Linked DNA regions of Homo sapiens: region 1 is linked to region 2. A link is a loop called in an ENCODE intact Hi-C map of the cell type or tissue named here. Cell type or tissue: mammary epithelial cell. All regions are shown on one strand. Each heading gives the region's core, and the rest is flanking DNA. Links, peaks and the distances in the headings are about the cores only. Region 1 overlaps SVOP (SV2 related protein). Region 2 overlaps MYO1H (myosin IH).

Region 1 (5,381 bases), core at 112-5,111, 430 kb before region 2:
GTACCTCACTCAACAAAAACCATGGGGAATTTCATAACTAAACCCTGATAATAGAAACCAAGATTATAGTGGTTGCTAAAGATTGCAACAATTATCATGGATGACTTTTATATTTTATTCTGTTTTCCGAATGGTATGCTTATATTATTTTTAAAAATCAATAATAATACCATGTTTACCTTTCCTTTACCAAATCGAAGTCAAACTACTAATCATGCAAAAATGTGCAGCAGGATATTCTAAGGGCAAAGCTATTTCTGTCCTTAGAGATCGAGGATTTGTTTTTATAACAAACCTATAACGTATATCATGAAGTCTTTTCATTCTGTTTTTTTGTTTAGTTATAGAGTATTATATGAATGCAATCTCATTGTAAAATAATTTAGCAATACATAAGCATGCAGAGTATATGATGATTCTTCCTCTCCCTATGACCCCAACTCCCATTCCTCTCCCCCAAAGCCATAACTACTAATCAGAGTTTGCTTTGCAATCTTTCAGCTTTTTTTTTGCCCACACAGAGTCTCACTCTCTCATCCAGGCTGGAGTGCAGTGGTGCGATCTCAGGCTCACTGCAACCTCTGCCTCCCAGGTTCAAGTGATTCTCCTGCCTCAGCCCAAGTAGCTGGGATTACAGGTGCATGCCACAATGCCCAGCTAATTTTTTTGTATTTTTAATAGAGATGGGGTTTCGCCATGTTGGCCAGGCTGGTCTCGAACTCCTGACCTCAAGTGATCCACCCACCTCAGCCTCCCAAAGTGCTGGGATTACAGGCATGAGCTACTGTGCCTGGCCTGCAATCTTTCAGCCTCTTTTCTATGAAAAAAATAAATACATAAATTTAACTAACATGCTATTTCTTTCTTTTTCCCTTCTCTTTCCTTCCCTCTCTCCTACCTTTTCCTCCCTCCCTTACTTCTTTCCTTCTTTTTTTTTTTCTTAACATACACAGCACACTGTCAGCGTTCCACCCAAACATCCCCATTCTTAGCATGTCCACGCATGCCAGTCCACCTTCTAACTGCCAGTACCTGTGACCCTTTCCAGAGAACTTTCTCTGGTCAGTAAAGCTTGGCTGGCCAGCCTTTGTGGCAGGCCAGAAGTGCCGAAGAATTTAAACTTCCCGGGAGTAGCCCTCACTGGACAGTTCCCTCATCCTTGAAGTGGGACCATTTGGAGGACCTGCGGCTGAGTCTCCCAGAGGAAACTTCTTGCTCTTAAATTTCTGTGTTAGGTTCCGCTTCAGTAAGACAATATGGAAATCTTTTCATGTTAATAGAGGTAGATCTACAGCTTTATTTATTTTTGAGACAGGGTTTTGTTCTGTCACCCAGGCTGGAGTGTAATGGTGCAATCATAGCTCACTGCAGCCTTGAGCTCCTGGGCTCAAAGATTCTCCTGCCTCAGGCTCCCAAGTAGCTGGGATGACAGGCATGCACCAACATGCCCAGCTAATTTTTCTTTTTCTTTCTTTTTTTTTTTTTTGTAGACATGGAGTCTCACTATTTTGTCCAGGCTGGTCTCACACTCCTGGGCTCAAGCAATCCTCCTGCATTTGCCTCCCAAAGTGCTGGAACTACAGGCATGAGCCACCATGCCTGGCCAAGAATTACTCTTTTTTTCTTTTGAGACAGCGTCTCATTCTGTCACCCAGGCTGGAGTGCAGTGGCACGATAATGGCTTACTGCAGCCTTGACCTCCTGGGGTAGATGATCCTCCCACCTCAGCGTCCTGAGTAGCTGGGACTACAGGTGTGCACCACCACACTTGGCTAATTTTTGTATTTTTTGTAGAGACAAGGTTTCACCATGTTGCCCAGGCTGGTCTTGAATGCCTGAGTCAAGCGATCCACCTGCTTCAGCTTCCTTCTGAAGTGCTGGGATTGCAGGCATGAGCCACCATGCCCAGCTGAGCATTATTCTTAGCAGCTGCATAGTCTTCCTCACCTCGGTAGTATCATCATTTATTTAACTGCCCCCTAATTATGAATGCTTAGGTTGTGTTCAATTTCTTGCTTTTGCCACCTGTGCCACAAGAAACATCTTTTCCTATAATTGTTGTGCCCCATATTTGGCCATTATTTACAGCAGTTCATTATGAAAGCAAGCTACTTGATCTTTATCCAAAGTATGGCAATTATTATAATCAGACTGAAAAATAAAAGAATGAGCAATGAAATTAGCAATGCCAAGAATCAGCTGATTCTGGCATAAATAAATTCCCACTGCAAATAATCACATTTACAGCACTGGGCAATTAGAGGCTTGCCATTTGGATCACGTGTTTGGAAAGCAAGAACCTGTGATCTCAGCCTGGCATTTTTGCCTGGTCTTTGGAGGAACGAGGACAGGCTTTGTGTATAAGCTCATTGTAGACACCAATTTGAAGATCATTCTGAGGCAGGTTTCAAGGTAGAACAGCTGGGCAGCTACCTGAGGTACTGTCTTTAAGAGCAGCTAAAACACAAGTAGGGCGTGGGTTACCTTACTCCAGGTTTCCCACCGCAGCCGCTTACATAAATGGTGTTTGGCTGCGGTGCATGGCGCCCTCTACTGGAGGTAAAAAACACATGGGCCCAGTGCCAACCTGTATTGATGTTTTCGTGGAGAGACACGGGGCAATAACAGGTGATTATCATTTGTTATTTGTTGGTGCTTATTTGCATTTCCTAAATTTGGTAAAACAAAAGTATATTGTCTCTAATGACAAAAATAAAATTGTATTTAATTCCCTTGCTTGAATTAAAGTCTATTCCTTCTTGATGTCCCTCCGTAGAGAGAAAGTGTAATTAATCTGGGATTCTACATGTGATTCCTCTTATCTGCCTTAAAGGGTCTAGAAAACTGTTAAGAACCACCAGCCTACACTCCAGAGTCATTCTCCAAGTCAGTACCAGAAACGCCGTGGATATAAATGATTTAACAGGACCTTCTGACTATATATGCCTGAAACCCCTTTGAAATTGTTGTTCAACATGGTAAGGGCTTTGGCACCAGACACACCTGGATTTGAACCCAGTTGCAACTGGTTTGCCAAAGTTGCTCCAATATTTTCCGTCCCGGTATCTATGCACCTTTGCAGTATGACTGCAGCACATCCCATCAAGAGTTCATTTTCCCCTCCTGGGGATCTGTGTGGCCTTGTGACTTGCTTTGACCACCAGAATGTAGCAGAAATGATGTTATGCTAGTTCCAAGTATAGGCCTCAAGAAGGTTTGTGGCTTCTTCTTGCTGCCTTTGACCCCTGTTCAGATGCCATGGGACCAGGTGCCTGGGTGCCCCATGATTCAGTGGACTGAAGACACATGAGCAAGTCCCATGGAGTCTAGAGGAGCCACCAAACTGCCTCACTGCAGAATCATGAGTTGAATTAATCATTGTTTTAAACCATGAATGCAAAGGTGGTTTGTTACAAAGTAGAAGCAAACCCTACATTCCACTTTTTTTTCTTTTCTCTTTTTTTTTTTTTTTTTTTTTTGAGTCAGAGTCTCACTCTGTTCCCCAGGCTGGAGTGTAGTGGTACGATCTTGGCTCACCGCAACCTCTAACCCCCAGGTTCAAGTGATTCTCCTGCCTCAGCCTCCCAAGTAGCTAGGATTACAGGTGTGCACCACCACGCCTGGCTAATTTTTATATTTTTTAGTAGAGATGGGGTTTTGCCATGTTGTACAGGCTGGTCTCAAACTCCTGGCCTCAAGTGATCCACCTGCCTCAGCCTCCCAAAGTGCTGGAATTACAGGCATAAGCAACTGTGCCCAGGCCCCCTACACTACACTTAATAACTATCTGGCCAGGCACGGTGGCTCACACCTGTAATCCCAACACTTTGGGAGGCCAAGATGGGAGGATCACTTGAGTTCAAGAACAGCCTGGGTAACACAGTGAGACCGCCCACCCTGTGCCCTGCAGCCCATCTCAACAAAAAATTTTAAAAATTAGCTGGGCGTGGTGGCACACATCTGTACTCCTAGCTACTCCAGAGGCTGTGGTGGGAGGATCCCTTGAGACTGGAAGTTTGAGGCTGCAGGGAGGTATGATCGTGTTGCTGTACTCCAGCCTTGGCAACAGAGCGAAATCCGGTTTCAAAAATAATAATAATAACTATCTGACCTCCAGCAAGTCCCTTGTGAGTTCTAAGCCTCAGTTTTCACATCTGTCATACGGGGATAAAACAGTTGTTCAATGGACCAAGTAAGTTAGTCTGAGCAGAACATTTAGCAAAGTGCCCAGCACTTGGTAAGCTCCATTATTATATCTACTTTGGGGAAAGAAAGAAAAGAATGAGGAAGGGAGGAGAGAAGGAGGGTTGTAGAAAAGCACAGATCAGCGTAGAGGAATGGGCTCCTTAATGATCTAATTGACTTTTTTTTTTTTTTTTCTTTTTTTTTTTTGAGACAGAGTTTCACTCTTGTTGGCCAGGCTGGAGTGCAATGGCATGAACTCGGCTCACTGCAACCTCCACCTCCTGGGTTCAAGCGATTCTCCTGCCTCAGCCTCCCAAGTAGCTGGGATTACAGGCATGTGCCACCACGCCCAACTAATTTTGTATTTATAGTAGAGGCAGGGTTTCTCCATGTTGGTCAGGCTGGTCTCAAACTCCCGACCTCGGGTGATCTGCCCGCCTCAGCCTCCCAAAGTGCTTGGATTACAGGCGTGATCACCACGCCCGGCCCTAATTGACATTTATACTTAAAATTCAGAGTACATTACAAGGACTTCTGGTTGTTGAGCTTTTAAGAATTATACAGCAAAATCTTTTTCATCTGGTTTTATGAGTTGCTGCAATAGGATAAAGCTATTGTAAATTAATGGAAACTTTTAATTGCATTTAATCACATCAAAATATCTCCAACTAAATGTTTCTAAATAATGAACTTAAGGGAGCCATTTTTATAACTAGATAGGAACATTGTATAATTTAAGACATTATTTTTATGTAAGTGGATAGAGTTACAGTGGTGGGAAGCCAGTGGCTCTCTTGGGTGGCTAAATATTTCTTCTGCAATTTTGTTTCTAGTTTTTATTTGCCCTCCTCACAGATAAAACAGATATTTAGGCTGGGCGTGGTGGCTGATGCCTGTAATCCCAGCACTTTGGGAGGCTGAGGCAGGCGAATCGCTTGAGGTCAGGAGTTCGAGACCAGCCTGGTCAACATGGTGAAACCCCGTCTCTATTAAAAATACAAAAATTAGCCGGGTGTGGTGGCTTGCTCCCATAATCCCAGCTACTCGGGAAGCTGAGGTGGGAGGATCGCTTGAACCCAGGAGGTGGAGGTTGCAGTGAGCCGAGATATCACACCACTGCACTCCAGCCTGGGTGACAGAGTAAGAATCTGTCTCAAAAAAAAAAAAAAAAAAAAAAGCTATTTAGTGGAGTAGTT
Region 2 (5,381 bases), core at 269-5,268:
CGATATAATGTTTTGTGATTTACCTCGAAATAATCCAGTGCTGGGGGAGTAGTGAAACACAGCTGGAATAGGGGAAGGCATACGTTCATTGTTGAAGCTGTGTATATTGAGTTTGTTGTACTTTTGTTAGTTTTGTGTATGAGAACTTTTCAAAATATCTTTATATATATATATTTACAGGAAAAATATATTTTAAAAATATGAATTAAAATAATGATATATATAAATAAATATATAAATATATAAAAAATAAATATAAAGAAAAGATGAAGTAAAAAATAATACTGGCAGTACACAGACAATGACAATACATGTGAAGGAAGTGCTCAAATGATGGTGCTTGGGCAATAAAGGCTCGGGGGCTATGCAGTGGTTTGCAAACTCTCTTCTGCCCTAAGCTTTCCCCAGAACCTCTCCCATGTTTCTGTGGGGCAACCCAGTGAAACTCTCACCCCCTACTTCAATCAGAAAGGTCTGCTTTCCTCAATTTTACATATTAAGGTTTCTTATAACATTTCCCTTGAACAAAGGATTTTGACATTTCAAATAAAATTCAAAAATGACAGCTTCAAGGCTTATCATCTACCCTCTTCTCCCCTTAAAAAATAGCCCTTACTCTTCCTCCAGAACTTTAGGGTAGTAGCCAAAACAGCTGGCCAAGTTTAACATGGGAGAACTGTGGCTCACATTCAAACTGCTGTCCTCCCAGTGGAAAAGTTCTGTTCCGCATGTGTATTAGTCAGGATAAGCAGTCTTCAGCTACAATAACAAACAGCCCCAAAACTCAGAAGTTTCCCATAACAGGAGTTTATTTCTTACGTACACAAAGTCTACTGTGGGTGTTGATGACTCTTCAAGACATCTCTCCTCCATGTGATGGCTCAGGAATCCAGGCTGTTTTGATCTTGTGGCTTGTCCATTCAGCAAAAGAAATTCTCAGTCATTGCAGTATCAAAGAAGTTCTAATAACACTGGAAGGGTCTTACACAAATGTCACTTCTATTTACAGCCAGTTGGCCGGAAGTAGTCAAGCAACTCCACCTAACTGCAAGGGAGTTTGTAAATGTGGGGAAGTCCACGGAATAGCTGGCAGGCATTTCTGCCTCTACCATGGCATCTCACCACCTTTCCACATACTGTGGCCTCCCTGTCATCTCCCCACCCCGACTCCACATACTGGGTCAAGCATTAGATTATGTAGAAGATGATCAGATCATCACTGAGTACATGATACTTCCAAAATGATGGTTCTGGTTTGAGTGTTTCCTTGAATCCCCTGCTTTTAGATGAGCAACAGGTCTAAACCATCCAAGACAAAGAGTGGCTTGCTGCAGAGGCTGCAAAATAATGTCCTGCAAGGGTAAATTGTACGACAGGACTGGGTATGTAATTCCAAACTTCTGACTTAAATAATCGGAAGTTCTGGCAACACAGGCCCTATATTTGTGCCTGATGTCAACCAGCTGGAGCCAGACAGTAGCTACACACCAGAGATGGCCATTCATTCCTGAGTCTAACCCAGTCCCCATCACCTGGCAGCTTGACTCAGTCATGGTACCTGCTGGAACCCTGTAACAGGCAGAATCTGTGATCCCTGCACCATGGTTATGCACAGTTAGGATCCTCCACAGTTTTATCACCCCAAAGATGGAGTTCTTTCTTAGATGTAACTTAATTTGATTTAATTTAATTTTCTTAGGTGTAATTGAAGATCTCTTTAATTTCCTCCCTCTTATTTAATCTGGATTTAATGCTCTCTTTATAAGTCTCTTAGTCATCTTTTTGGTCAAGGCTGAATCACTCCAACTTCTTGATTACCCTTCTCCTTTATGTCCCAATATTCATCCCTTTGATGGTCCATGTCACTCTTATTGGGACACTCTCGTTTTCTCACGCCCTTTAAAAGATAACTGGAAATCAACAAAGGAATCGAGGTGTCAGAACTGAAATATTGCAATAAACAAAACTCTAGTCTGAAGTGAATGGAGTCTGCTTTGACCCTGGCAAGTTAAAAATCATTGTCATGTTCCTTAATCTACAAGGTTTTGTCAAATTTCTTTGGGCTTCAAGTCACATCAGTTCCTAGGCTGACTGCAGGAGTACCCCACCCTCCCATCCTTAGGACCAGGCTAAGAGAGAAATTTGGTTAATCTCTGCATCCTCCACCTGCAGCAACCTGACTGCAGTAATATTTCTGGGTGCAGCTCCAGACATTATTTCAGACACCAACCCACCTCCAATTTAATAGAGGCTCATTGACTCCTAATCAGCAGACTTGCTTTACTATGTTTCTATTTCTAATAATCGTGATTATTGATACTAATGATGACAAAAGCAAGCACTCACTAAATTTAAATTGTGCCTGGCAGGGTTCCATGTGCTTTACATGGTTCTGGTGAAACTGACAACCCTATGAGGTAAGTACAATTATAATTCCGTTTTATAGAGATGAAACAAGAGACTTGGGACTCTCCCAAGATTATACTGCCAGGAAGCAACAGAGATAGGATTTGAACTTGGAAATGCTCGTGTTCCAACGTCTTAATCATTATGCTATGCTATATGTGGTACAGCATGGAAATATTTGGGATTACTAAAATGTTTCTTTTTTTCTTTCTTTCTTTTCTTTTTTTTTTTTTAAGACAATGTCTCACTCTGTTGCCTAGGCTGGAGTGTAGCAGTGCAATCATGGCTCATTGCAGCCTCAGCCTTCTGAGGTTCATGCGATCCTCCCACTTCAGCATGAGCAGCTGGGACTACAGGCACGCACTGCCACACCCAGCTAGTTTTCATATTTTTAGTAGAGACAGAGTTTCAACATGTTACTCAGGCTGGTTTCAAACTCCTGGGCTCAAGTGATCCGCCTGCCTTGGCCTCCCAAAGTGCCAGGATTACAAACACGAGCCTACCACGCCCAGCCTGAAATCACTAAAATATTGTTTGATCTAAATGCATTGTTTTGAATGTTAGGTTGCTAGTGATTAAGGCTCTTCTAGCTCCATTTGGCTAGTGTAGGGAGACATCTGGTGGCCATTCTGTTTTTTAAAACTTTTTTTATGGAAAACTTCAAATTTATGCAAAGTAAACAGAATAGTATCATAAATCCCCCTCTACCCACCACCTAGCTTTAACAATTAACATTCTGCCATTCCGTTTATATTCATACCTCCAGCCAATCCCTACCTCTTCCCCACTTATTTTTTACGGTTGTTTTTCAAAAATAAAATTTACATATAGTGAAATGCACACAATTTTAACAGTTTATCTTGACCGATAGATATACTCATGTAACCCACAGCCCTATCATGATATGGAATGTTTTCATCACTCCAAAAATGTCATTTGCCTGACAACTCCTCAACTAGGCAACAATTGTTCTGATTTTTCACTGTGGATTAGTTTTGCTTGTCCCAGTGTGCCATATCAATGGAATCCTACAGTACGACTCTTTTGTGTCTGGGCTCTTTCACTCAGCATAATGTCTGTGAGAGTCATCCATGCTCTTGCGTGTACCCGTTATTTCTCTTTTATTGCTGTCCTCCTTCTATTGTACAGATGGGCCACAGCCATTCTCCAGTTGATGGGGATTTGGATTGTTTCCAGTTAGGGGCCGTTCTGAATAAAGTTGAGCATGAGTTGAACTTCATGTTCAAGTCTTTTTGTAGACATATGTTTACATTTCTCTTGTGTAAATACTTAGGAGTGGAATCGCTGGATCAAAGAATAGAGGCATGGTTAACTTCATTAGAAACTGCCAGATCTTTTTCCCAAAGTGATTCTCTTTGCATTCCTACCAGAAGTGCGAGAGAATTCTGTCTGCTCCGCATCCTCACCAGTATTTGGTGTTGTCAGTGTTTTTAATTTTAACTATTGTGGTGGTATCTCATTGTGGTTTTAATTTGTGTTTCCCTGATGACTAACAATGTTGACCATTTTTCTATGTGTGTATTGCCAATTTGTCTATCTTCCTTTGTGAAGTGTCTATTCAAGTCTTTTGCCAAATTTTCATTGGGTTTGTCTTTTTATTATTGGACTGTAGGTGTCTTTTATTCTGGATACAAATTCTTTGCGTCTGTATAATTTAGGAATATTTTCTGCTGTTCTGTGACTTGCCTATTTTCTTAACAGTGTCTTCTAATGAGAAGCTTTATATTTGGTGAAGTCTGATTTCTTATTTTGTGTCTTTTATTATTATTTCTTCCTGGCTCTCATCTAAGAAAACTTTGCCTTCCCCTGGTTACAAAGATGGTCCCCTTGTTTACTTCCAGTAGCTTTATATAGATTTTAAATTTGCATTTAGGTCTAAGATGCATCTCAAGTTCGTGTGTGTGTGTGTGTGTGTGTGTGTGTGTGTGTGTGTGTGTGTGTAGTGTAGTGTAATGTAATATAGGGACTGAAATGCATTTTTACTTTCTTTTTCTATTTATATATTTTTAAGTAGAGATGGGAATCTCCCTGTGTTGCCCAGGCTGGTCTCCAACTCCTGGCTTTAGACAATCCTCCTGCCTCAGCATCCCAGTGTGCTGGGATCACAGCTGTGAGCCACCACACACAACTGCAATTTTTTTTCTTTATAAATATCTAGTTGTTCCTGCACCATTGGATGGAAATGTTTTCCATTTCTGTGCTGAATTGTTTTGGGACCTCTACTGAAAATCAATTGAGACGCAGTCTTATTAAACACAGTCTTATTCTAGCTTTGTTTTTCTTTTGCAAGGTTAATTTGGCTATGCTAGGACCTTTGCATATCCATATGTACCAGTTGTCAATTTATTGCCTCTCAGATCCAAATTCACCCTTCATTACCTGCTGAGCAATAACCAACTGCACGCTTTAGGCATTTCTCCTTAAAGTGAACACAATGTCATTTTTGTCACTAGAGGGCACTGGAGGGACATTGCAAAGGCAGGCCGCTTCTCTTCCTGATGTCCTTTGCTATGTTTTGCTTTTTCTTGTTTTCAGACTGTACATTCTGCTGCACGTGGTATGTGGGGGGGACACACACTAACCGTGTGCCCAGAGCACATAGTCTCTCAGTGACCTCACAGCTCTGGCCAAGGGCCTGGTGACCACTTTGTCACAGCCCTCCTGATGCAGACATTACACACTCCAGGCTTCATACCTACTCCTGTTCCCTCTCCCAACGCACACCTGCCCTCTGGCCGCAGCTTGCCTGAGCCCTGGAAGGTTGATTTCCTTGGCCCCCTCCATGGTCTCCCATCCAGCAGCGCGGGTGCTCAGGAAGGTCATGCCTGGTGCCTGCCCAGTGACCGAACCAGCTCTGGCCCTGGTATCCTGGTGAGATTCTTTGCCATCCAATGGGCTGTAGCCACACCTTCTCCAGTGACATCTGAAGCCCATCCTTGGAGAGGAACACTCCA

What was found. Hi-C counts contacts between places; a loop is a spot of excess contacts. Peaks named below come from ENCODE experiments on the same cell type or tissue, not always from the same donor. Only the 100,000 strongest peaks of a DNase experiment are listed, where the experiment ranks them.
Region 1: it touches region 2 in a loop (4-fold over the local background); 2 of 110 quality-filtered maps call a loop at or near these places.

The regions. Positions count from the first base shown.
Region 1 is chr12:108,948,774-108,954,154 of GRCh38, forward strand. All of the region lies in intron 6 of SVOP (SV2 related protein), which reads right to left. Among named protein-coding and RNA genes, the nearest start is that of SVOP, 70 kb to the right of the region's middle. In mammary epithelial cell, for the core only: a CTCF peak has its summit at 2,553 (motif pointing left); a DNase peak (open chromatin) is centred at 2,438.
Region 2 is chr12:109,382,674-109,388,054 of GRCh38, forward strand. All of the region lies in intron 1 of MYO1H (myosin IH), which reads left to right. Among named protein-coding and RNA genes, the nearest start is that of LINC01486, 26 kb to the left of the region's middle. In mammary epithelial cell, for the core only: CTCF peaks have their summits at 3,012 (motif pointing left) and 4,876 (motif pointing right); a DNase peak (open chromatin) is centred at 2,878.